Linked DNA regions of Mus musculus: regions 1 and 3 are each linked to region 2. A link is a loop called in an ENCODE intact Hi-C map of the cell type or tissue named here. Cell type or tissue: heart. All regions are shown on one strand.

What was found. Peaks named below come from ENCODE experiments on the same cell type or tissue, not always from the same donor. Only the 100,000 strongest peaks of a DNase experiment are listed, where the experiment ranks them.
Region 1: a loop joins it to region 2, with 6 times the contacts of the local background. A loop is called at or near these places in 14 of 42 quality-filtered maps.
Region 3: a loop joins it to region 2, with 5 times the contacts of the local background. A loop is called at or near these places in 24 of 42 quality-filtered maps.

Annotation. Positions count from the first base shown.
Region 1 is chr4:155,697,502-155,705,501 of GRCm38, forward strand. Ssu72 (Ssu72 RNA polymerase II CTD phosphatase homolog (yeast)) reads left to right here and starts at 7,314. Exons shown (of 5, transcript NM_026899.3): 1 at 7,314-7,960. The coding sequence starts at 7,881. In heart, a CTCF peak has its summit at 3,151 (motif pointing left); a DNase peak (open chromatin) is centred at 7,540; H3K4me3 peaks cover 1,457 bases; H3K27ac peaks cover 1,279 bases.
Region 2 is chr4:155,478,788-155,486,787 of GRCm38, forward strand. No RefSeq gene overlaps it. Among named protein-coding and RNA genes, the nearest start is that of Gnb1, 8.6 kb to the right of the region's middle. In heart, no CTCF peak of the experiment used is centred here; DNase peaks (open chromatin) are centred at 2,784, 3,134, 3,494, 6,934 and 1 weaker place; H3K4me3 peaks cover 620 bases; H3K27ac peaks cover 1,434 bases.
Region 3 is chr4:155,576,149-155,584,148 of GRCm38, forward strand. Nadk (NAD kinase) reads left to right here. Exons shown (of 12, transcript NM_001159637.1): 2 at 845-1,049; 3 at 3,163-3,246; 4 at 7,989-8,000. The coding sequence starts at 871. Among named protein-coding and RNA genes, the nearest start is that of Nadk, 16 kb to the left of the region's middle. In heart, a CTCF peak has its summit at 4,476 (motif pointing left); DNase peaks (open chromatin) are centred at 1,183 and 2,353.

The DNA of each region.
Region 1 (8,000 bases), 220 kb after region 2:
ATTCTTAGCTACGCATCGAGTTAAAGGCCAGGAAAGAAAACACAAACAGGGCTGCAGAGATGGCTCAGTGGTTAAGAGCACTGACTGCTCTTGCAGAGGTCCTGAGTTCAAATCCCAGCAACCACATGGTGGCTCACAACCATCCGTAATGAGATCTGACGCCCTCTTCAGGGGCATCTGAAGACACAGCTACAGTGTACTTAGATATAATAATAAAATAAAACCTAAAAAAAAAAAAAAAAAAGAAAACACAAACAACAAAAATCCCCAACATACAGGTCAGACATATGGAGAGGAATGAATTGTACCCATTTAATTACTGTTCAGGTTTCCATGAGCAGCTATGCCCCAGCCCAACCCTGCTCAAGTGTGTGTCCCTTCTTAAAATTTTCAGTATGATCTCCAGGGACATTGTACATTTTTACCCAAAACAAGACCTTCGAATCTGCCTACCTTCAAAAACATAGTCATAGCATGTAACTACCTTAGCCTACCAGAATGACCCATAGCCATCGTTCTTTGCGTGAACTGAACCCCCATGAAAAGTGTACCAGCATTTCAGACCCTCCATGTGCTGAGTTACATAGAAGTGACTCAAAGCTCACTCACTGTACCCAGGACAGTAACACACCCTTTCAGAACACACAGTGTAACCCCACTGGTCACTGTGGCTAGTGTGACTCAGGAGATTTTTGCTTTTGAGACAGGGTCTTAGTGTAAAGCCCTGACTGCCCTGCACCTTGATATGTAGACCAGCCAGGCCTTGAACTCCCAGAGATCTGCTGCCTGGTGCCTCCCCACTGCTAAGATTAAAGGAATGTGACTAAGCCACGTGAGTGAGTGCTGGTGCTGCAGGTATGTACACCCCTCTTGCCTGCCTTCTGCGTCTTCCTCTACCTTTTCCCATCTTTCCCTCCCTGCCTTTTTTGTTTTTTTTGTTTCTTGTTTTTTTTTGAGACAGTCTCTTACAGCCTTGGATAGCTTCCAACTCATGAGTCAAAGATCAGCTTGAACCCTGACCCTTCTTTCTCCCCGGGTACTGAAATAATTGATGGACCACCAGTTTTGGTTTTATAGAGTACGAGATGTCAAGCCTGAGGTATTATGTGTGCTAGGCAAGCATTCTACCAACTGAGTTATATCCCCATCCCTATTTTGAAGTTTCCAGCTATGTCTCCGGGTTCTCTGATCTATTCTGAAATGCACAATATACCATTAATCCTATCTAGCACCCTTTTTTTCCCATCACACATAATAACATGTATCATAAAAGAACAAATTGATAAACTTTATAGAAATTTTAAGCTAGGTTCTGGGTTCAAATATATAATCTCTCAGCAGTTGGAAGGTGGAGGCAGGGCTATCCGACGTTCAAGGCCAGTCTTGGCTACATGAGCCTGCAGGTTGGTGACATGGCTCACTGGGTAAAGGCACCTGTCAAGCTTGACTTGAGTTTGAGTCCTGGGACTTACAAGGTGGAGCGAGGGCACCAACTCCTTGAGGTTGTGGCCAGACCTCTCCATGTACGTGCTCCATGAGCACACACACAAAGGAATGTAAATATCAGTATTTAAAGATTCTGCCTATTGCCAAACACGTGGTATTCACATGAGATATTCACATGATCTCATCACTTAGCAGGCTGAAGCAAGAGGATTGCTTGCCATAGGCCCTGTCTATGTTAGGGACTGAACTCAGGTCCTTGTCATGTTTGGCAAGAGCTCCTACCACTGAAGCTATGCCTCCATCCCCTCAGCAGTTTTTTCTCCCTCCCTTCCTCTCTCCCTCCCTCTGTCTCTGTCTGTCTGTCTCTCCTTTTTTGTTTTAGAGACAAGGTCTCACTATAAAGTCATGGTTATGCTGAAACTTGCTATATAGACTAGACTGGTCTTGGACTGAGAGAGATCCGCCTGCCTCTGCCTCCAGAATTCTGGGACTAAAGGTGTGTGCCACCATGCCTCTCCTCTTTGACTTTTTCTTAATCCAAATGGGAAGCATTTGCACACACACAGGCTGGGCATGGTGGCACAGGCCAGCACTCAGGAGGTTGATGATTACAGACCTGAAGGGGGCTTGAGCTTAGCAAGTGAGGCATTGCCCCCAAAACACAAAAGTCAAAACAGAATGAAAAGAAAAAAATCCCATTTCTGCTTCACTTCCAGGTATTAGTTCAATGAAAACTTCGAAAGTGTTTGTATGCACAGTTTACACGGAGATGCTCATGGCTGAAGTGTGAGGTATCTGTAATAGCCCCAGACTAGAAACAGCACAAATTACCATCTGCAGGTTGTTGATCAAAATGTGGTATGGCCAAACAGTGGAAAGCAACCAGCAATAGACAGCAGGAAAGCTGGCAATAGGGAACCTGGGCATGGTAGTGCACACCTTTAATCACAGCACTTGGGGACCAGAGGCAGGTGGATCACTGAGTTTTGAGGTCTACAGAGCAAGTTCCAGGACTGCCAGGGCTACTCAGAGAAACCTTGTCTCAACAACAACAACAAAAGGCCAGACAAAGGAGCAGGGCACTAGAACCCTGGTCACGTGAAGGGGGTCAGGATGTCAGGGTCATTCCCAGGCATAAATTGTCTTTGAGGCTAGCCTGAACTACCTGAGACTGTAATTCTAAAATATGCAGACCATAGTAACAGGCAGCAACGTTAGTGTTGACTGGAGAGTGGTGGGTTGCCTGGGGATATGACTGAGGGCTGGGAGTAGAGGAGGCGGGAAAGATTACAAAGTGGTATAAGAAATGTTTGAGTTTGATAAATGTGTTTTGTTAATTTTGCAGGTGTTTTCATGTATAGAGAAACATACTGAGTTTTATGACTTAAGTACTATACTTGTGATTTGTTAGGTTAGTTGTCTTATTCAAGCTATTAAAAACTTGTCCTAGCCAGGCATGGTGGCACTTTAATCCCAGCATTTGGGAGTTTGAGGCCAACCTGGTCTGCATAGTGATTTCCAGGCCAGCCAATGCTACATAGAGAGACTGTGTCAAAAAAGCAAAAGCAAAAGTGGTAGGGCTGGAGAGGTGGCTTAGTGGTTAAGAGCACTGATTTCTCTTCCAAAGGGCCTGAGTTCAATTTCCAGCAATGGCATGGTGGCTCATAACCATTTATAGGATTTGGTGCCCTCTTCTGGCATGCAGGGGTACATGCAGATGTACACAAAATAAAATCTGAAGAAAGAAAAGACTTCATTTTAGTTTAAAAGGTTTTTTTGTTTTGTTTTGTTTTGTTTTTTTAAATGTCATGATCTGGGAGGTGGTAGTATACACTTTTAATCCCAGGGCTTGGTAGATAGGCAGACACAGGCAGATGAGGCCAGCTTGGTCTACAGAGTGAGTTCTAGTACAGCTAGGGCTACACAAAAAATAAAAAATTGCTCTAGGTGTTGGAGAGTTGGCTCATCATTTAAGAGCACTAATTGCTCTTCCAGAAGATCTGGGTTAGATTCCCAGCACCCACATGGTTAGCTGGCAACCATCTAGATTCTAGCTGTAGGGGATCTGATGCCCTCTTCAGGCCTCAGAGTGTCCCAGGCATACATATATAGACATGCATGCAGGCCGAACACCTATATACATAAAAAATAAAAGAGTTTTTCAGCTTAGGTTTCTCACCTTCTGCCTTGAAACAGGCATCAGTGAGAGAGAGAGTCTAACTCTGTAGTCTTGGTAGTGTGACCACTCAGTGTGCACAAGGCTGTGATATCACTTAGCCCCTCCCCTCCCTTATGATCTGGGAGCACTCGGTTGAGGGCTTGTACACAGACAGTAAGTTTTGCTTTACTTTGTTTTGGAGATAGGGATTCGTGTAGTCTAGGCTGGCCTTAAGCTCTGCATAGCTGAAATCGACCCTAAACTGATTCTCTTGCCCTCACGACCTAAGTACTGAGGTTATAAATATCATCTTACCCACACTGGGACAGCAGGCCTATGCATACTGGAAAGGGGATGGGAGGCAGCTCAGTGGAAGAAAGCCTTGGGTTTCATGTGTGTGGTGTATATGTGTATCATATATGCATATGTGTGTATGTATATATGTATGTATGAACCCTTTTAGGGTTCAGAGTCTATAAGCAGGGCATATAGTTCCAAAAAGAATGTTCAGAGACATAAGGGCAAGTTGAATGTGTTGTGGCACTTGGAGCAGGCACAGGATAGTGGACTAAAGAAGTAGGAGGGGAAGCCTTTCTGAAGGAAGGGACATCAGTTGTGGCTCAATTAGTGACGAAAGTGACTGAGATATAGCTGGACAAGCAGGACAGGTGAAGTAATGTCTGCAGAAGAAATAACGGATGGGAGCAGCACATATATTAGAAGGAAAGGCATGAGATGAGCAGCGTCTAGCTTCTCTGCCATTACGTTCTAAGACGGAGGAGAGATTGGCGTCAAGACATAATGCCTTGAATATCAGGCTGATGTGTTATGAGAGCATTGGAAAACCACAGAGGTTTTCATATTCACTGTGTAAATAGATCTGCTCTTACTTGTGACTGCAAATGAAAAGGGATCTTCATCATAATCTTTATGGTGAAGAGAATCTTTACGGTATGAAAGCGTTGTGTAAAACATCTTCTATTTTAGAACAGTAACCAGATCTCTTAGCTACCGGCCAGCACTCCTCCCAGCCTCAAACGTTTCTCCCGACTGTCCCCCCCTCAGTCCCCAACAGTCTGCTTACACAGTCCCCTCTACAGTTTTGTCAATACCAGCAGCTCCAAACCCTCACAACTGTGGCAGCCTCTGCTCATCTCAGCTTCTCCTGGCTGAACTGCCTCCTAACAATATCTTCTGCACCAATTGCCTTTTCTTCTCACCTTGCTAGCCCAGTTCCTCTTTTCTCTGCCTCAGCTGGCTTTTTATATATAACTTATCCCCTTCCCAGAAATCCAAGAGGCAACCAACACAGAAGGCCATAGGGCCAAGCGGTTCTAATGGCTAAGAATTACCAAATGGCCAGTTGACTAGCAACTGGGGATCCTTTAAAGGCCCAAGCGCACTGGATAAATCACACTACAGCAATCACAGCACCCCTAATCCTCTTCTCAAATGATCGCCCAGTTTTCACTTGCACCTCCTGTTTGTTAAATGCTCCTTGCGCTTTGGCCCCACATACATATTTTTTGTTAGTTTTTTGGAGACAACCCCTACCAGCTAGGTGGAGTAGTGTAGGCCTTTAATCCCAACACTTGGGAGGCATGATGCAGGCAGATCTCGGAATTTGAGGCCAGCCTGGTCTACATAGGGATTTCCAAGACAGAGCTACTTAGTAAGAGCCTGTCTCAAAAACACCAAAGACAAAACAAAAAGCCAACTAAGCAAACCCAGGATAAGAGAACATAAAACAAAGGTACTCACTGTCACTCCTGGCCACAGAATTTTATAATAGTAAGTATGATAAAAGTGGGGGAAATGTCCTCACTGGTTCCTCAAAAACACACACGTGCTGCTTAATACTGTTCCCTTGAACATATCAGAGGACCTAAGGATTCTGGCACCTCGTTTGTAACAGGTCCCCAGACTTTAGCACAACTGATGCTATGTTAGAGACACCATTCTGCACTTAAAACCCAGCACATGGGCTGGAGAGATGGCTTAGCGGTTAAGAGCACTGACTGCTCTTCCAGAGGTCCTGGGTTCAAATCCCACCAACCACATGGTGGCTCACAACCATCTGTAATGGGGTCTGATGCCCTCTTCTGGTGTGTCTGAAGAGAGCATTGGTATACTCATATACATGAAATAAATAAATAGCACTGACTGTTCTTCCAGAGCTCCTGAGTTCAATTCCCAACAACCATATTTCACAACCATCTTTAATGGGATCTGATGCCCTCTTCTGGTGTGTGTGAAGAGAGCAACAGTGTACTCACATAAAATAAATAAATCTTTAAAGAAACAAAACCACCCAGCACATAGGCCTCAACAGCTAGTGTTCTCACACAAAATAAATCTTCAAAACAAACCAAACAAAGAAAAAGCCCAGCACATAGGCCTCAACACCTGACTAAATAGAAACATAGTCCATAAGTCCCCAAGTAAAAACTTCCTCAATGTTCTAATCTTGCTTTTTGACTTCCACAGTTCTGCTTCTCGCTAACTGAAGCATGCCAATCAAGATGGTCTTTGTACATAAAGTCAAAGAGCTGCAAGGCTCAAGGTTACATGATTTGGGCAAGTTCTCTGTGCAGCTAGCAGGCAAAAATAAAGACTTTCCTTTTGGCTTTCAGAGTGTCCACGTGATGGTCTCTGTGGGCTTACTCGCAACAGGTTCTCAATACTCTCCTCCTCATTAACACAAGGAACAATGATGGCAGACTTCAATAGCAATGAGGAGGTTCATAGTGGGAAATTTAGTTTCAAAATAGGACTGGAGAGATGGCTCAGTAGTTAAGAGCACGGACTGCTTTCCCAAAGGTCCTGAGTTTAATTCCCAGCAACCAAATGGTGACTCACGATCATCTGTAATGGAATCCCATGCCGTCTTCTGGTGTGACTGAAGACAGCCATAGTGTACTCATATATATAAATAAACTTTAAAAGAAAAAAAGGTTGCATGGAGGCTAGAAGATTCTAGGCCTAGGCAAACAGGTAGAGGTAGTCTTTGAGACAATTACTATAAGCGAATAAAATATACTTTTATAAAGGAGGGAGAAGGGATGAAAAAGAAAAGAGGAAGATACAGGAATAATAGGAATAAAGGGTAGATTACTGAATCTACGGCTTTTTTTTTGAGACAGGGTTTCTCTGTGTAGCCCTGGCTGTCCTGGAACTCACTCTGTAGACCAGGCTGTCCTCGAACTCAGAAATTTGCCTGTCTCTGCCTCCCAAGTGCTGGGATTAAAGGCGTGCGCCACCACCGCCCGGCAAAACACAGCTTTTGTTATACTTACTACACATTATCTACCTTCTTGTCCCTGACAATCTCATACTGCTCCAACTTTAAAGGAGTTCTCAGAATCTCCAAACAACTTATCTAATCCCCTTCACTTCTTGACCATTCCATTCGAGCTAGAGGGGACAGGTCACCAGGCAGGTAGGCCGGCTGTAAGTCGACCTGATTACCGAGTTCTAGGATTAAAGAAAAGTGTGAGGCACCACGCCCAGCAGCAACTCTATTTCTCTCTCCCCCTCTCACTTGAGATCGAGCTCTCAATAGGCAACCTAAACTGGCTTCCAACAGAGAAGCGATTTTTCCTGCCAGTTTTCCGATTGGCCGAACTTGAAGAGCCCGCTACCTCACCCATATTTTTCATATCGTTTACATGTTAAGCTGCAACGGGCTCACAGAGGAAGTGACGTGCTTCTAGAAGTCCAGTGACTCTGAGGAAGGTACTCGTGATAGAGATAGGGCACAAACCAAGTGCTGGAGCCCAGTGCATCTATGAAATTGGCAGAGTGACCACCTGGAGGAAACCGGAATGAAAAACGTCCCAACCACACCAAGAGAAGCCGCGGAAAGGACTTGAGACTCCCCGGACCCGCCCCAACGCCCGTCCCACTGAAGTTTTCAGTATTGCGCAAGCGCCGCGCCTAGCGCGTCATCCGAGGCGACGGTACATTAGGACGCAGGCGCGGCTCACACCGCTCCAGTTGCCGGCGCAGGTCCTGTGACGTCACGCGCCGGCGAAGGTGGTCCACGACCGCCGGCCTCGGCTGCTCTCAGGCTGATTCGGCGTCGGCCGGTCGCCCTCCCGCGCCGGCTGCAGTACGAGCCCAGGAGAGCACCGTCGGCCTCCCCACGCGTTGCGTTGCGTTGCGTTGCGTTCACTTCCGTGTCGCAGATTTCCGGTTACCGCCATCTTCCTCGCGCGGAAGCCGGCTTCTAGGTGGGAGCTCCGTAGCGAGAGCAGTGGGTAGTTCGGTCGGTGCCATGCCGTCATCGCCGCTGCGGGTGGCGGTGGTGTGCTCGAGTAACCAGAATCGGAGCATGGAAGCACACAACATCCTCAGGTAGTGCAAGCTCCACCTGCCCTCCGCCCCTCCCTCCTCT
Region 2 (8,000 bases):
GAGTCACTATGTGGTTGCTGGGAACTGAACTCAGGACCATTGGAAGAACAGTCGGTGCTCTTAACCGCTGAGCCAACTCTCCAACCCAAATAAATCAGTTTTTTAAATTTTTTAAAAAAGATTTATTTATTTATTTATTTATTTATTTATTTATTTATTTATTATATGTAAGTACACTGTAGCTGTCTTCAGACACACCAGAAGAGGGGGTCAGATCTCATTATGGGTGGTTGTGAGCCACCATGTGGTTGCTGGGATTTGAACTCAGGACCTCTGGAAGAGCAGTCAGTGCTCTTACCTGCTGAGCCATCTCTCCAGCCCATAAATCAGGGTTTTTTTAGTTTTAATTTTTTCTTTTTTCTTTTTTAAGATTTATTTATTATTATATATGAGTACACTGTAGCTGTTCAGACACACCAGAAGAGGGCATCAGATCTCATTACAGGTGGTTGTGAGTCACCACGTGGTTGCTGGGATTTGAACTCAGGACCTCTGGAAGAGCAGTCAGTGCTCTTACCCGCTGAGCCATCTCTCCAGCCTCCAGCCCCAAATCAGTTTTTTTAAAAATAAGCAAAGGACCTGGGTGGACGTCCCTCTGAAGAGGACAGAGCAGAGATTGTAGGAAACAAACACAAGAAAAGATGTTCGGTATCACTAACCATGGAGGAAAGGCAAATGAGACCACAGCAGATAGGTAGGGTAGAACCCAGTGGATAATTTATGTTTAGAAAGCACACAAAGCCCTGGATTTCATTCCTAGCACAGAGAGGTAATGATGTGTGCCTGGAAAGAAGCACACACACACACACACACACACACACACAAACACAAACACATACACACCACATAAACACACACAAACACATATACACTACACAAACACACACATACACACATAAGCACACACACACACACACTGTGGGAGTAGAAAATAGAATCAGGGAAGAGTTGAGGTGGTTCTCTGAGTTCATCAAGGTTATCTACTAAGACTATACATGACTTTGGTAAAATAGGCAATTAGGCTCTTAGGCAGCTCGGTGGTGGGTGGGAGTAAACCCACCTAGCAGGCATAATACACCTGGATCTATATCCAGCACAGCCAAACAATTTGTATTGAGACAGATACTCACCAACTTCTCTGAAGCCTCCACACTTCCCACCTACCACAGGAGTGGGTCTTCCTGCATACAAAGAGACCTGGATGGGAGCGCCAGCCACCAGACATGGCCTCTGTCCTCATCTCTGCGAGGCCAGGCTGAGCCTCAGCTATGTTTTAGTGAAGTAGAAGTGACAGATAGTGCAGAATACAAGAAATGTATTGCCAGACAGAGTTTATCTCCTTTTTAGTCTTTGCTTGTTTGTTTTTGTTTTTGAGACAGAATTCCTTCATGTAGCCCTGGCTGTCCTGGAACTTGCTCTGTAAACCAGGCTGGCCTCAACCCCAGAGATCTGCCTGCCGCAGCCTCCCGAGTGCTGGGATTGAAGGTGTGAGCTGCTGTTGCCTAGTCCTTTTTATTCTTTTTGTTTCCCCTAAAGATTTTTTAAAATTTTATGTAACTTGGTGTTTTTTTTTGCACATATGTCTGTGAAGGGGCTAGATCCCCTGGGATTGTAGCTGCGTACACTTGTAAGTTGCCATGTGGGTGCAGGCAACTGAACCCCGGTTCTCTGGGAAAACAGCAGCCTCTTACTTTTAAAAAAAGAATGCTTACCTTTACCATCTGTGTATTTGCCAGCGTGTACATATGTGCACCTCGTGGATGCCTGCTACCCAGGAAGGCAGAAGAGGGTTTCAGACGCCTTGGTACTGGAGCTGTACATAGACAGTTGTGAACCATCACCGGAATGCTGGAAAGCGAACTTAGGTCCTCCAGCAAGAGCAAAAGATGCTTTTAATCTCTGAGCCACTTATCTGTGCCCTCACCCCCAGCCTTGAGCGTCTGGATCAGACCTTGTTTGCCTTCAGATCTAGGTAAAGTCTATCGTCCTGCCACATCCGCAGCTTCCTGCAAGAAGCCACGACCTGTTGAGCAGCTGAGCTTGTTTTCCTGGCATAGTGGGGGAGGGATCCCCCCACACACCCACTTTAAAAGTCAGACTAGAGAATTAAAACACTGAGCCTTGGTCAGAGAACTTTGTCTTGGCTCGTTATTTCTCTGGCCATCCTTCCCATCCATCTCCAGCTTTCCTTTCAGGAGCCCAGTATCCCCTGGCCACTGGCAGCTACACTTATCATCTTTACTTCTTTGAGCTCGAATTTCACCTTGTACCTCAGGCTGTCGTCAAAAACCGTAATCCCCCTTCTCTCTAACTGCTGACTATTGAGTCTTCAGGCTTGGCCTGCTAAGATTTTCTCTCCTTCATGTTGCTGAGGGGTTAGGCGGACAGCTGAATTGAAAGCCTTTGGGTATTGGTACAAGAGTGCCGCACACTGTGAGGCGAGGTCAGCATCGTAAGACCCTTATTTAATCCCAGCACTCAGGAGGCTGAGACAGGCGGATCTCTGAGTTCCAGGCCAGTCCGGTCTCAGAGCGAGTTCCAGGACATTCAGGGCGACACCACAAAACCTTGTGTCGAAACACTAAAAAATGGGAGTGGGGGTGTTAACTGGGCCCAGTTGGACGTTTCTCCCAAGCCCGGTCCTGACTTTGTCCCTGTCAATCATGCCAAGCTCCTTCTCTGCTCCACTTTTAAGCCCTTCTTTCATTCATTCAACCAATCCGGAAGCGGCGCCGCTCGGAGTTCGGAAGTTCCGCTTATTTCCCACCAGGTGGCGCTCGAGCACCATTCGCAGCCAGGCGTGGCGGCCAGGGCTCTTCGGAGTCTGTTGGGACTAAAAGCTTGGGTTGGAGACCAGGGGTGGGGCGCTCTGTTTTCGAAACGCAGTCTTGTAAGTATCACTTTCAAGTTTCCACAATTGCAAAGAAAAAGAATAGACATAAATTCCATCTCAGCCACCTGGAAAGCTGACAATAGCTACAGTCCTGCAGGTGCAGACCCTAACTCGGGGTGAGGGGATGGGGGCGGGGTGGGGGGCACACGCAGAACTCTAACCCCAATCTGTGCAAGTGCCAAGTTTCTGACTAACAATCCCTGCAAACAGCCTTCTGGGCATGGTGGCGCTTGTTCCCACCAGGCGAGCCAACAGGCCTGGACCTAGTCCTTGGAGAGGGAGGACCACGCTGTACTTCCTGCTCTGTCCAGCCCCAACTTGGCTCAGGCTCATCTGAGCCGCCCATGGCTCTGGACTCTACGATGGGACAGGGAAGGGCTCGCCCTTGTTCTTTTCTGTCTTAAATGTTCAGCAGAGCCGTTTTATCCAAAGGCATTGAGGGCACAGACTGCTCTACACCTTAAGTCCATTGTGTCCAGCCACCAGAGTAGAAGTGGCCTTAGCATTTGCCAGGGAGTTCCATCCTATCTACATCTCTACAGTACGGAAGGAAAACTGAGACTGGGTAGTAAAGCTAGTGAGGCGCATGCATTCTTTTCTTTATAGAGCCCTGGCCTGAGAGGCAGCGTTCGCAAGCTGTAGTGGGTAGGCAAGGCAGCAGGTGACCCCAGGAACACCCAGTCAGTGTTGAATCAAAGGCATCTACTCTTGTCCCCACTGCAGGGCTGGAGCGCTTCTCCATATATATAATCTTTTCTAGGAGTCAAGGAAGGAAAGCAATGGCGTACACCTTTGATCCCAGTGCCCTGGAGGAAGAGGCAGATGTATCTCTGTGTGTTCGAGGTCAGCTTGGTCTGCATAGTGAGTTGCAGAGCAGCCAGAAATACATAGAGAGACTGATGATTGGAGAGCGGGGGGTGGGGGGAAAGGAAAGAAAAGAAGAAGAAAATTAAAGACCCCAAAGGATAGACTGGGTGTGCTGGCACGCACACATCTTTAATCCCAGTACTTCAGAGGCAAAGGTTGACAGATCTCTGTGAGCTCCAGGCCAACCAAGTCTACATAGTGAGGGCCTATCTAAAAAAATAAATAAATAAATAAATAAATAAGTATATAAAAAATAAACTTCAGAGAGCAATAGAAGGGCAAATGAGGCAGAATAGGAGACCATTAGAAGTCTGAGCTAGTCGCAGGGCCGACCACAAAGGACTCAGGGCAGGCCTAGGCATGAGCCCCAGAGGTATTGCAGCAGGGCCCAACCCATCTCACAGGGACGTCACAGAGAGAAGCTCCAGGGCCCTCGCTCCCTTCATGGCCTCCTAGGCTGTTTTTCAAAACACCAAGCACCGTTGGCCCAGCCTCCCCTGGAAGGTACCTGAAGGCTATAGATGTATAGATGATGCTGGCTCCAGCATCCGTACCTCACAGCTGGAGGCCAACCCCAATTCCAGCCCCACACTGTCAGTCCTCCCAAAGCACAAAACTGTCACTGCCTGGAGCCATGGCTCGCTCTCCCCCATGCCTGCCTCTCCTCATTGCCTCTTTCCGGCAAATCTTGCATCATCTCCCAGGTGGTAGGTGACTGAACCACAGGGACAAAATTCTAGACAAACAGCTCTTGGACCCCAGAGGCCACTCAGAAGGAAGCTGCCCCTGCAGGATCCAGGTCCTGCCAAGAATGTGTTGGCTGAACCCCTGGGGTGCTGCCCTGGGGCTTGAGGCTTAGCATCAAGGATGGCTCTACAGAAGGTTAAGCTGTTAACTGCTTCTTGCCTTGGGGCCTCTACAAAAGGGTCCAGGGCCCAGTGTCAAGGATGGCTGAACATGGCTTAGATCACAGTTGAGTGACTCTGGGTAAGGAAGTGGTATGAGGAGGCTATTCAGCGACTCTTTCATTCCTAGTACTATTGAACTCAGGATGGTGCACTACATATGGATTCTTGCTCGGGTCCCAGGCAGAGGCCTGGGACAATGTCACTGACATGATGAACAGACTCAGGCACGAGGTGAAAGGTCAGCTGGCCTGAGGAAGAAGTGGAAGGGCCTAGAGCAGCTATCTCAACTGGGCACCATCAGCAGGGAGGGGACAAACTCCTGAAGACTGGCTTCCCACCTAGCATGGGGCCGCTGGGTGGGAATCAAGAGACCAGCAGGACAGAAAGGACAGTGACATGGACGCAGTAGAGAGGCAGAGGCTGAGAAATCACAAGCTCAAAGCTAAGCCAATGCTGGCTGATCCTGTCTCAATGCTGTTGGTGGTGTGACACACCTTGAATTACAGCTCTCGGGAGGCAGAACCAAACCAAACCAAACTAAACCAAAATAAAAATCCTATCTCAATTTCTTTTTAATTTAAAAAAAAAGGGGGGGAATCTGCTGTTATATCCTCTAATCCCAGCACTTGGAGGGCAAAGGCAAGAGGATTAGAAGCTAAGGTCATCTCATCGTTGACCTCATAGTGAGTTAGAGGCCAGCCTTGGATACACGAGACACAGTCTCTCAAATATTAAATAAATAAATAAATAAATAAATAAATAAATAAACAGCACATTTTGCTAGGCAGTGGCGGCATGACCCTTTCATCCCAGCACCAGCCAGAGGCAGGTGGATCTAAGTTCCAGGACAGCCGGGGATACACAGAGAAATCTCTCAAAAACAAAAACAAAAACATGTGTGTGTGTGTGTGCACCATGGGCATGTCTGGTGTCCACAGAGGCCAGAAAAGGGTGTTGGATTCCCTTGGAATTGGAGTTACAGAAGGTTATGAACTACCATGTGAGTGCTGAAAATCAAACCCAGGTCCCCTGGATGAATAGCCAGTGCCTACAACTGCTGAGCCATTTCTCCAGCCCTTTCCACATTTAAAAAAAAAAAAAAAGGTAAGATAAAGCCAGGGAACAGAGTCAACAGACATATCTGAGGGCTCTCTCTCCCTTCTGATTAAGTCCACGAGTACATGTGAGACTGTGGAAGTTCTTTGTGGAGACGTGGGACAGAGGAGGGGAGGGGAGGGGAGGACAACATGGGCATGGTGAGGAGAGCAGCAAAGGACATCAAGTGTGGGTTCGCTGGGGCTAGAAGGCTGCAACCCAGAACCTTCCTCAGGGGGGTCAATCTGGCAAACTGGGGTGACTTTCTGTTAGAATGTGGCATACAGATCTTCAGCCTAAGGGGAATTCAGGACTCTATGAACAGGACCCATTATGGCCAGAACCATACCTACTAGGGGTCCGGAGAGGCTTATAGATGGCCTCCCCTGCCCACTGGAAATGGCTCTGATAGTATTGTCTTGTTTAGTGACAAATAGTTTCCTGGTGTAGAAGGGCACTTCCAAGTACACATTCTGTCCATACCTGGTGGGCCCAGCAGGGTTGTGGACAGGATTCTGGGACAAGCTCAGTTCCAGCAACAATCCTGTGGCCCCTTAGCCAGAACCCTAAGGAGCCTGGCCTCTGTGGAAAGTTTGAGAGCTGGGTGGCTTGCCCCTGCTGCTGCTGCCGCTGCCACAGGTGTGATATGTTTACCTAGCAGGTGTTGGAAGAGCCTAGTCTCAGGATAGTGGGTCCCAGGGTGCCATCTGCTGGGAAAAGAGTCCCCAGGATGTCAGGAACTCCCTTCCCTCAGGCAAGGCTCTAGGCAGAGAAGAGAGCTGGAGGCAGGGGCCTGCACCTAGCAGCTCAGAATCTAGGTAGCTCCTTTGCCTTAGACAAGCAAGCTATCATGACCTCAGGGTCCATATCCGGTTTCTAGATTCAGCATGGCCAATAAATAGTATGTGTGTTTCCCCATTCATTGTTCCCAGAACCCCTTTCCTGTGTCTGCCTAGGTCTGTAAGTTAACACTGTGTGGGGGAAGGAAATGTTTTGTCCACAAGCCACAAAATGTCTCAGGGCTAAGAACTGCCTCTGGACCAGTCTACTTCACCAAGCCACCCATCAGGCCCTACCTCTGGCCACTGAGGCCTGTACCCTACATCCCTGTTCACTGAAGTCCTCTCGTCTGTGTGTATGTCAGAGTCTGGGAATAGGCCTTTGCACCCCTCAACCTCTGTCACATCTCCATCCAACCTTTCTCACAGAGAATGTATCAGGGTATGGTCACCAGTTGTCCTGTCAGGCCAGAACCCGTGGCCTGCAGGAAATGGAGGAAGTCCAAGAAAACAACGGTGGCCTTTGCTTATATTGCTTCCCCAGGCTGGGAAAGAAATAGGACTAGGGACTTTTGGGAAGGAGGGGGCCATGGTGGCCCCAGAATTCCCAGAGATTGAGATTGTACCCCAAGACATGCCTTAATGGATGTCTAGGGGTAGGACTGGGGCCCAAAGCTGGGTAAAGGGAGACCTAGTTTGCTTAAGCTATTAGGTGGAACTGAACAATACAGGGATCTTGGAGTTATGTTTGTTTCAGCTGTCCTGCCCAGCACTAACTGGACGTTCTGAGAAGCCATTGTCCAGAGCTGCCTAATAATTCCTGCACTGGGCAGCAACCAAATTGATCTTCACCCACGAGTACCACAAACAAGAAAGGTTCCTTTAGGGGTAGCTTAACTGCTCTCCAAATTCTGAAGTTATATGTTTTCTTTTGGTTTTGAATTTTTCAAATGTGTATTGGCAGTTAGCCTAAATTTATGTCTGTGTACAGGCATCAGATCTGTTGGAATTGGAGTTACTGACAGTTGTGAGCTGCCACGTGGGTGCTAGGAATTAAACCCGGGTCCTCTGGAACAACAGCTAAGGCTCTTAACAGCGGAACCATGTCTTCAGTCCCTTGGTTTTGATCTTTTTTAAGACAAGGTCTCAGTTGATAGTTTTGAAGGCCTGGAATTGGCTATGTCAACCAGGTTGGACTTGAATTCATAGCAACTCCCTTGCCTGGCCTTTTGAGTCCTGGGATTTTATAGGCATACACCACAACGCTTAACTCCAAATTCTAGTTTCACAGGAAGGTTGGTTGTGAGGGGACCTTGAAGTTTTTTTTTCCTCTTTTGAGCAGCATTTTCCTCCTGCCTGGTGACAGGAAACAGACCCATCCTTTAGGCTGGAAACTTTGTGTTACCTAAACAGAGCTCCTAATGGTAGCCTCCAGCTTTCTGCCACGAGGGCCCCTTG
Region 3 (8,000 bases), 97 kb after region 2:
AAAGCATGTTACTGTACTGATGTCCACACCACCACTTTACATTTTCATCTTACTTGTTTGGCTATGAGGGCTGCTTTGTGGTCTGTGTCCACCCTTCCAGGGACCATTTTATCTGGCTTGTGATGGAAACACTAACACTCTGCCTTGGTTGTTTTGTCCTTACTCTCCATTATCTTTAGAAGGTTCAGAAACACCAGTGAGGGGTGAGGTTGTATCTTGGACATAGCTAAAATTTGCTGGGCCCTGGATTCAGTCTCCAAAAATGTAGAAAAACGACAGCAGGAAGGATTCTGAGTTCTTAAATATTTTTAAGGTGAAAGTAGCCTTTTTTGGGGGGGGGGGGTGGTTTTTTGATACATGGTTTCTCTTTATAGCCCTGGCTGTCCTGGAACTCACTCTGTAGACCAGGCTGGCCTCTAACTCAGAAATCTGCCTGCCTCTGCCTCCCGAGGGCTGGGATTAAAGGTGGGCGCCACCACCGCCTGACTGAAAGTAGCCTATTTTCAAAAACTCTGGAAAATGGGAACCTGGCAGGTTTTTTTCCCCTTTTCTTAGGGAGTCTGTTTTCTTTTCACCCAGATACAGACGGCAGCGACAAATGATCCCAACCAAGTCCAGGAGTGAATTTATTGCGGTAGCTGTACCACCATAGTCCAACTGGCAGACTTTACTGTTTATACGCCTTCAGGGAAGGGAGGAGCCTCAGGAGTCTTCCCCTCCTTCCACAGGGATCTTGTGGAAGGTCTTGTGAGAGCAGATATCACACCCAGCATTTCCCTGGATGGTGCTGAATGTTTGTTACTGCTGCTGGTATACGTAACTTGCTCTCTTTTATCAAATTAAGGCACCAGAGTTTTTCTCATATCAACTATGGAAATGGAACAAGAAAAGATGAACCTGAGTCAGGAGCTGAGTGCCGACTCAGCCTCCTACAACTGCTCAGCATGTCATGGGGATGAGACCTGGAGCTACAATCACCCTATCCGGGGCCGGGCCAAGTCTCGGAGCCTGTCAGCCTCACCTGCCCTAGGCAGCACCAAGGAGTTCAGGTAGGACCAGGAGTGTCCCCTTTTCCTCTCATGCTGTGTTAGGATCCTTACAGAGGACACAGCCGATATCAGGGCAGATCATCATTGCTTAGTGTGAGTTTTGCCCGTAGGGTGGAGCTTGGCACTGCCCAAGTGGTGCTGACCTTAGCAGAGGGAAGCACTGTCCACGAGACTTGTGCTGGACACTTGTTACCGACTGGCATGTACGAAATACAGGCCACACCATGTTTTCCTTTTCTGCCTCAGCACAGAGCCACCCAGCCAGAGCCAAGCTGAGCTGGGTGAGCTGAGAGGAGAGCATGGATGAGCTCAGCAAAAGAAGTGCCGGTGGGGAAGAGGAGCTGTTGTGACCCAGAGGCCTCTGCTCCTTACACAAAGGGCAGACTTTCTTGCACACGTTGTGGGCCACTGCCTTCCACTGCTGCTGCATAAAGCCTCAAGGGGAGGCCACATGATAAGCATGAGGTTCCACTAACATCAGGAGGTACTCTCATTCCTGGAGACAATAACCACGCTAAGTCTTTTATGGAAGCTTGCCAGAGACTGACACTGACTCCAGAAGAAGGATCACACCTGTGAAATGTGATGGTGAGGAGTCACTTTAAAGTCAGGCAGGCAGTCTCTCCCGTGAGGATGAGTGATCTCACAGAGCACCCATTTAGTGGTAGAGGGACGAGTGGCTGCTGCAGTTGTTTGTAGAAAGCTCTATGTGAGATGGCTGCAGCAGAGGCTAGGTGGCCAGCACCTTTGCCCTGGGTACACAGCTGATCACGGTGGCCTCCGGTGCCTATGCCTCACCACTATGTTTGTGCCTTGCCGACTTAGGACATAATTGCCTGAGTTTCTGGTTTCTGTGGGGATGTTGGACCTGTGAAAGTAGCCATAAGTCAGAGCAGCTTCTGCAGCTGGTGGCTGATGTCCTGGAGCAATGAGTGTACAAGCAAGTTTGCCTGTGCAACTATCCTTCGAGGAGGACAGAGGGTGGCCGGTGCTGACTCTTATTTCCTGCAAGCCCTAAGTTCTCTTCCTAGTTCCTTTAAGTTCCTACATGAGTTGATATTTGTGATGTTCTGTATAACCTTTTAAAGGCTATGTAGACAACCCAGGCTTAGTGAGTGATTCACACTTGTAATCTTAAAAGGCTGAGGCAGGGGGATCACAAGTTGAAGGCCAGTCTGGGCCATATTGGGAGGTCTGTTATAAAAAAGGAAGAAAAAAGGGAAAGCTTTATGTAAAACTCTAACACTTCTCTAGCTCAGAAAGGCCTGCAGCAATCAGGTTTCTCTCCAGTTGTCAGCTGGCCAGGCTGGCCGGGCTCCATGACCCTGGACACTGCCTGCTCCCCCAGAGGCAGGGCAATCTTTCATCTGCGTCATCAGCATTGGAAGATTTTGTGGATTTGGAGACAGGCAGCTGAAGGGAAGCAAGTTTGAAGGCTACTCTACTAACTCAGTGTTCTCTCTGGGCTAAGAGGAGTTAGTGAAGCCCCAGAGCCCTGAGTGAGTGTCCCAAGATGAACAACCACAATGCTGTCTTGGTCTTTGCCCTGATCGCCCAGAAGCATAGAGAGCCTGGCTGCTGCTGTCCCTCGTCAGGGCAGGCTGCAGTGAACCTTTGTTTGGATGCTCAACTGGCTGGGTCACTTTTTAGGAGGGAAGGCTGGGTTGCTCAATTGGTATCTGTGTTGTCACACATGTGCTCCAGAGAAAATATTTCTGCTAGAATGTTCATCTAGATTATTGAGGGTGGTGCCAGGTTTTGACTCCCGATTATAGCCCACAGACCTGCTGAGAGGTGCTGCCTTGGGTCCTGGCTCATGCCAGGCCAGTGTTTTCCTGGCTCTTACTAGACTTGTGCCTCCTCTGATTTAGGATCAGTGTCCACGGGAACCTGTCCAGGTCAGTTTTCATGCCTCGGTACTGTCCCAGGGAACCTGGGCAAGCGTGAGCTCCAGCGCAGCATCCCAGACCAGGGCAGGATCTGCTGCCCCGCGTGTGAATGCTGTGGATGATGGAGCTATTGTCACTTGGGTTTCTTGGAGTCTGACAGGGGCATGTCTGTTTTGCTTACTGTCCCCTTCTACTTTGACACCAGTCTCCGCTGTGCTCCACAGGAGGACCCGCTCTCTCCATGGACCGTGCCCAGTGACAACATTTGGACCAAAGGCCTGCGTGCTGCAGAACCCGCAGACCATCATGTGAGTTTACCAGAATTGAGGGGAAGGGGTGTTCCTTGGGAGTTTTATGGGGTTGCCCTGTGCAGGGTTCTGAGTTGTTTCAGAAGCCAACTGTGTTCATAGATCCTAAGTGGAGACTTTTAGCTGGTGGTTTCTCCCATGGCTTCCAGAGGCAGGGGGCAAATTTCTGTTTTGGTACACACCTATACTTTGGCACTCGGTCTGAGGCAGGAGACTCTCGAGTCTGAGCCAGCTTGAGCTGTTAGTAAGATATCAGCCGAGAGTCAGACCCTGTCTGAAAACCAAAAACACATAAACCAGGGAGAAAGAGAAGCAGTGGTGAGCTAAGGGCTGTGGCCACGTGGGACCGGGTCCCCTGACTGTGACCATCTGCACAGGTTAAATAGGATCAGTGGGACTTGCTTGGTGTTCTGTGTCTTTCCTTCTTTTAAAGATGTATGTATGTATGTATGTATGTATGTATGTATGTTTGTACTTACATACGTATGTACATACATATGTATGTATGTGTATGAGCACACTATGTGCATGTATGCTTGCGTAAGAGAACAGGGTATCAAATCCCACTGTAGATGGTTGTGAGCCTGTAGAAATACAAATTTTCTTTGTTTTTTAACCTGATTTTACTTGCTTGAAAGATTCTTCTTTTTGTTCATTTGTTTGTTTGAACCGTGGGTTTGCCATGCTAGAGATGGGACCAAGACTTGCCTCTGACAGGCATGCATTCTCCTACTGGCCACATCCCATCCTATGTGTTCCTCACAATCCTGTCGCTGGCTAGGACAACGCCCTGGAACACAAGCTCCCTGAGACCTTAGCAGTTAGTGTATCTTCCTGGGTTACACCTGATCATTATCTCTGTCAGCCCAAATTCTGGTTAGCATTGGATATTTCCAAAGAATAAATGTTTTCCCTCTGCACCACCTTTTTCTGGCCTGGATTAGAGACCTGACCCAAGGCTATGTATGACCCTCTCAGCAGTGGTCCTCATCCTCCCTTATGCTGCGACCCTTTAATACACTTCCTCATGTTGTGGGGACCCCCAACCATAGAGTTATTTCATTCCTACTTCATAACTGTAATTTTCCTAGTATTACAAATTACAGTGTAGATATCTCATGGGTAGGATATCTGATATACAGCCCCCAAAGTGGTCACAACCCTGGTTGAAGCCCCCTGCTCCAAGCTTCCTCTTGGAGGAGACCGCATCCTTGCTTTTCTGCCACCTGCAGGCCATCCAAGGAACTGCTCTTAAAAGGAACCTTGGCTGCAGGGTTGGTGTAAATCCCAGTAATGGTTTACACCCTTAGGGATGCAGGGATGCTAGTATTAGTGCTTTTGAGGAAAATTGTCCAAGGCCTACAAGTTCACAGAGCAGAGTTGTGAGTTATTGCTGCTGCTGCTGCTGTTGCTGCTAAATGTATATCATTGGAAGCAACGGTTCTTGACATGTTGTATCTTGACATGTTGTATCTTGACATGTTGTATACTCTCTTATCCATGCATCCAGCAATCATAATTACACCAACCCCAAGCCTTCTGCTAATATCCACTGTGTCATTGTCTGTCCCACGTGTGGCCCTCCCTAGCTCCCCATCACCCAGAGTTCTAGGCACTCCCCTGCTTCCTGTCCCTGGTCTGGTGCCCATATGCATGCCCACCACCTCCCAGTATCCTAGTGGTCCCCTGTATTTTCCAACCACCAGCTGCTTGCAGCCCCTTCCTGCACAGCTTAGCTTTGTCACTTACCTAACGCCTCTACAGCAGCCAGTTTTTGCTTGTTTATTTTATTTCTAAAGATTTATTTAGGGGGCTGGTGAGATGGCTCAGTGGGTAAGAGCACCCGACTGCTCTTCCGAAGGTCCAGAGTTCAAATCCCAGCAACCACATGGTGGCTCACAACCATCTGTAATGAGATCTGACTCCCTCTTCTGGTGTGTCTGAAGACAGTTGCAGTGTACTTACATATAATAAATAAATAAATCTTTTTGTAAAAAGATTTATTTATTATATGTAAATACACTGTATTATATTTTTGGCTCCCTGGAACTGGAGTTGCAGGCAATTGTAACTCCAGATTTTACCAGATATGGGTGTTGGGAACTAAATCAAGAGCAGTGTAAACCCCACCTCCTTTTTTCCTTTTTTCCTTTTTTTTTTTTTTTGTTTGTTTTAAGTCATAGTTTCTTTAGGTAGTCTGGCTCTCCTAGAACTCAATTTGTTTGTTAGATCAGTCTGGTCTCACACTCAGAGATTCAACTGTCTTTGCCTCCCAAGGCTGGGGGAGTAGTATGCACTCCTAGTCGCTGAGCTATCTCTCCAGCCCCCCACAGCCAGTTTTTACTTAGATATCAGTTATTTAGGCCAGGACACAAAATGCCTGCAGGCCGTTCTCTGAGACCAGAAAGTGCAAGTGAGAGAACTTTAGGACTATGGGTTAATGTCTAGACAGGCACCTTTCTCTGCTCTGCCTGGGACCATTTGTTCTAGGCTCTGAGGTACAGCTCTGTCACCTGCATCTCTGTATACCTCTATATGTCAGTGTAACACCTATGTTATAAAAATGAGGGCCTTATGGGGCATTGGTGGCGCACGCCTTTAATCCCAGCACTTGGGAGGCAGAGGCAGGATTTCTGAGTTCGAGGCCAGCCTGGTCTAGAGTAAGTTCCAGGACAGCCAGGGCTACACAATGAAACCCTGTCTCAAAAAAATAAATAAATAAATAAAAAATAAAAAAGAGGGCTTTATACGTTTGCCAAGTATCAAGTATCAAGTATTCCCGAGGCAGCATGGAGGACTTAGGAGGAGTTTTCGTTTCCTCATTACTTTGAGACTGTGTTTTCCTTACGGGGATGCCAACCTCTGTTGTATGGCACAGTGGCCATGCATCCTTGGCTGGCACAGCAGATCACTCAGAGCTGGTTCTGACAGGCCATGAGCCTGTCAGCTCCACATGGCACCTGAATCCCAGACTTCCTGGAATGGTCACCATTCCTCTGTAGATGACACAACAGGAAGTTGAGCTGGTTTGTGGTCACAGGGAGGCCTTGGCCTGCATATAATAATGCTGGTGACACATGCTGAACCCTGCTGAGCTTTGGGGCTGAAAGAGTCTTGGGCTGGGCCTGCCTGAGGCAGTCATAACCCACACATGGGCAGGATAGGCTGGCTGCTGGACACAGGGTGTGGGCTTGGAGCTCTGTAGTGGGGCAGAGGTCTATGATCCACCCACATTCTCTGGAACCCGGAGTCTGGTAAGTTTAGGGAGTGATCTCCTTTCACCTGCAGCCCTTTCACCTGCCGGTGGCCTGCGACCGCCTCCCTGTGGGCGGGCCTGCCTTTTCCATGCTCCTGGTTCTCAGCGGCCTGGGCACTGCCTGGCCTGGGCACTGCCCTGCCAGGGCTGCTAGGCAGGTGGTCCTGGCCCTTCTTTAGGAGCAGGGAGCTGAGACTGGCCCTCTTTGCTCTTAATAGTTAACCTTGTGTTTTTTCATTTTTAAACCAGATGATGAGGCAGAAGGGCCATGTAGTCAGAAGGGAGTCTATGTTTTTGTTTATTTGATTTCATAGTTTAGAGAACACTGCTATAGGACCTTGACAAGTCTTCGACATTTTGCTTTCAGTTTTGAGGATACAAAAATTAAACTCAGTGTAATACACAGCTAGGAGCATGGTGGCCAGACAGGGCTGTGTGTGTGTGTGGTGAGGGAACACTGCAATGCTGGGGATGTGCCTGCTGTCTCCTAGAAGGTGGAGGCTCAGAGAGGCAGCGATGAGCGGCCTCTCCCCTCCCAGAAATGCCAGTAACAGGTGAGTGCTTTGACCACTAGTGGCCTCTGAGGCTTTCAGTACTTTGTGTCATAATTTTGAAGGTTGGTTGTGGGTTCTCACAGACTGCTAGAACACATTTCATAATTGGGGAAATTGTGTTGGACTTCAGAAATGAAGATTTACTAGGCCAGGCATGGTACCAGGTCATGCCTTTAATCTCAACACTCAGGAGGGAAAACAGGTAGATCTCTATGAATTTGAGGCTAACTTGGTCTGTATAATACGTTCCAAGCCAGTCGAGGCCACATACTAAGTACCTCTTTCAAAAAATTAATAATAATTATTAATTTTAATTATTATTAGTTTAACTAATACTTATATTGATTTTAATTAATAAATAAGACTCAGCTAAGTTTATACAGTAGCATAAAGAGGTAGGCCATACACCCTCCAGGTAGGTTCATCAAAGGAAACACATGTTCTGAAGGGTCCTGGGACTGGAAATGGTCCATAGTAGACCCAGGACAGAGTCTTGAATCCAGCTGTTCTAGGTTCTATGAGGAACAGATGTCCTCTATAGGCTGACAGGTAGCCTAGGATTTCCTCTCTGTTGCTTTATGCCATCTCTGTCCCCACCATAATACATGTGATCTGGCCCATGAAGATGATTATAGGTACAGTTGGCAAGCAGGGTGCCCAAGAGGATATGGCCAAAGTCTTGCAGACAGTGGCTGGGCAGGGTGGGTCTTCAAGGTCTACTGGCAGCTAAGGACAGTTGCTCTAGAACCATTGTGTTCCTGGTATGTGGCTGCAGGTTGGCTGACAGCTATCCCTGATGGCAGCCAGTGCTGACGGTGTACATATAGTTGGCAATGTAGTTCTCCTTTTTTCTGGTTTGTGGCTATTTTTATTTTTCCAAATTCCTCAAGGAAAAGACAACTGCTGGTATGAGCTCTTTTCTCTCCCCAAAGGCACATCCAGGA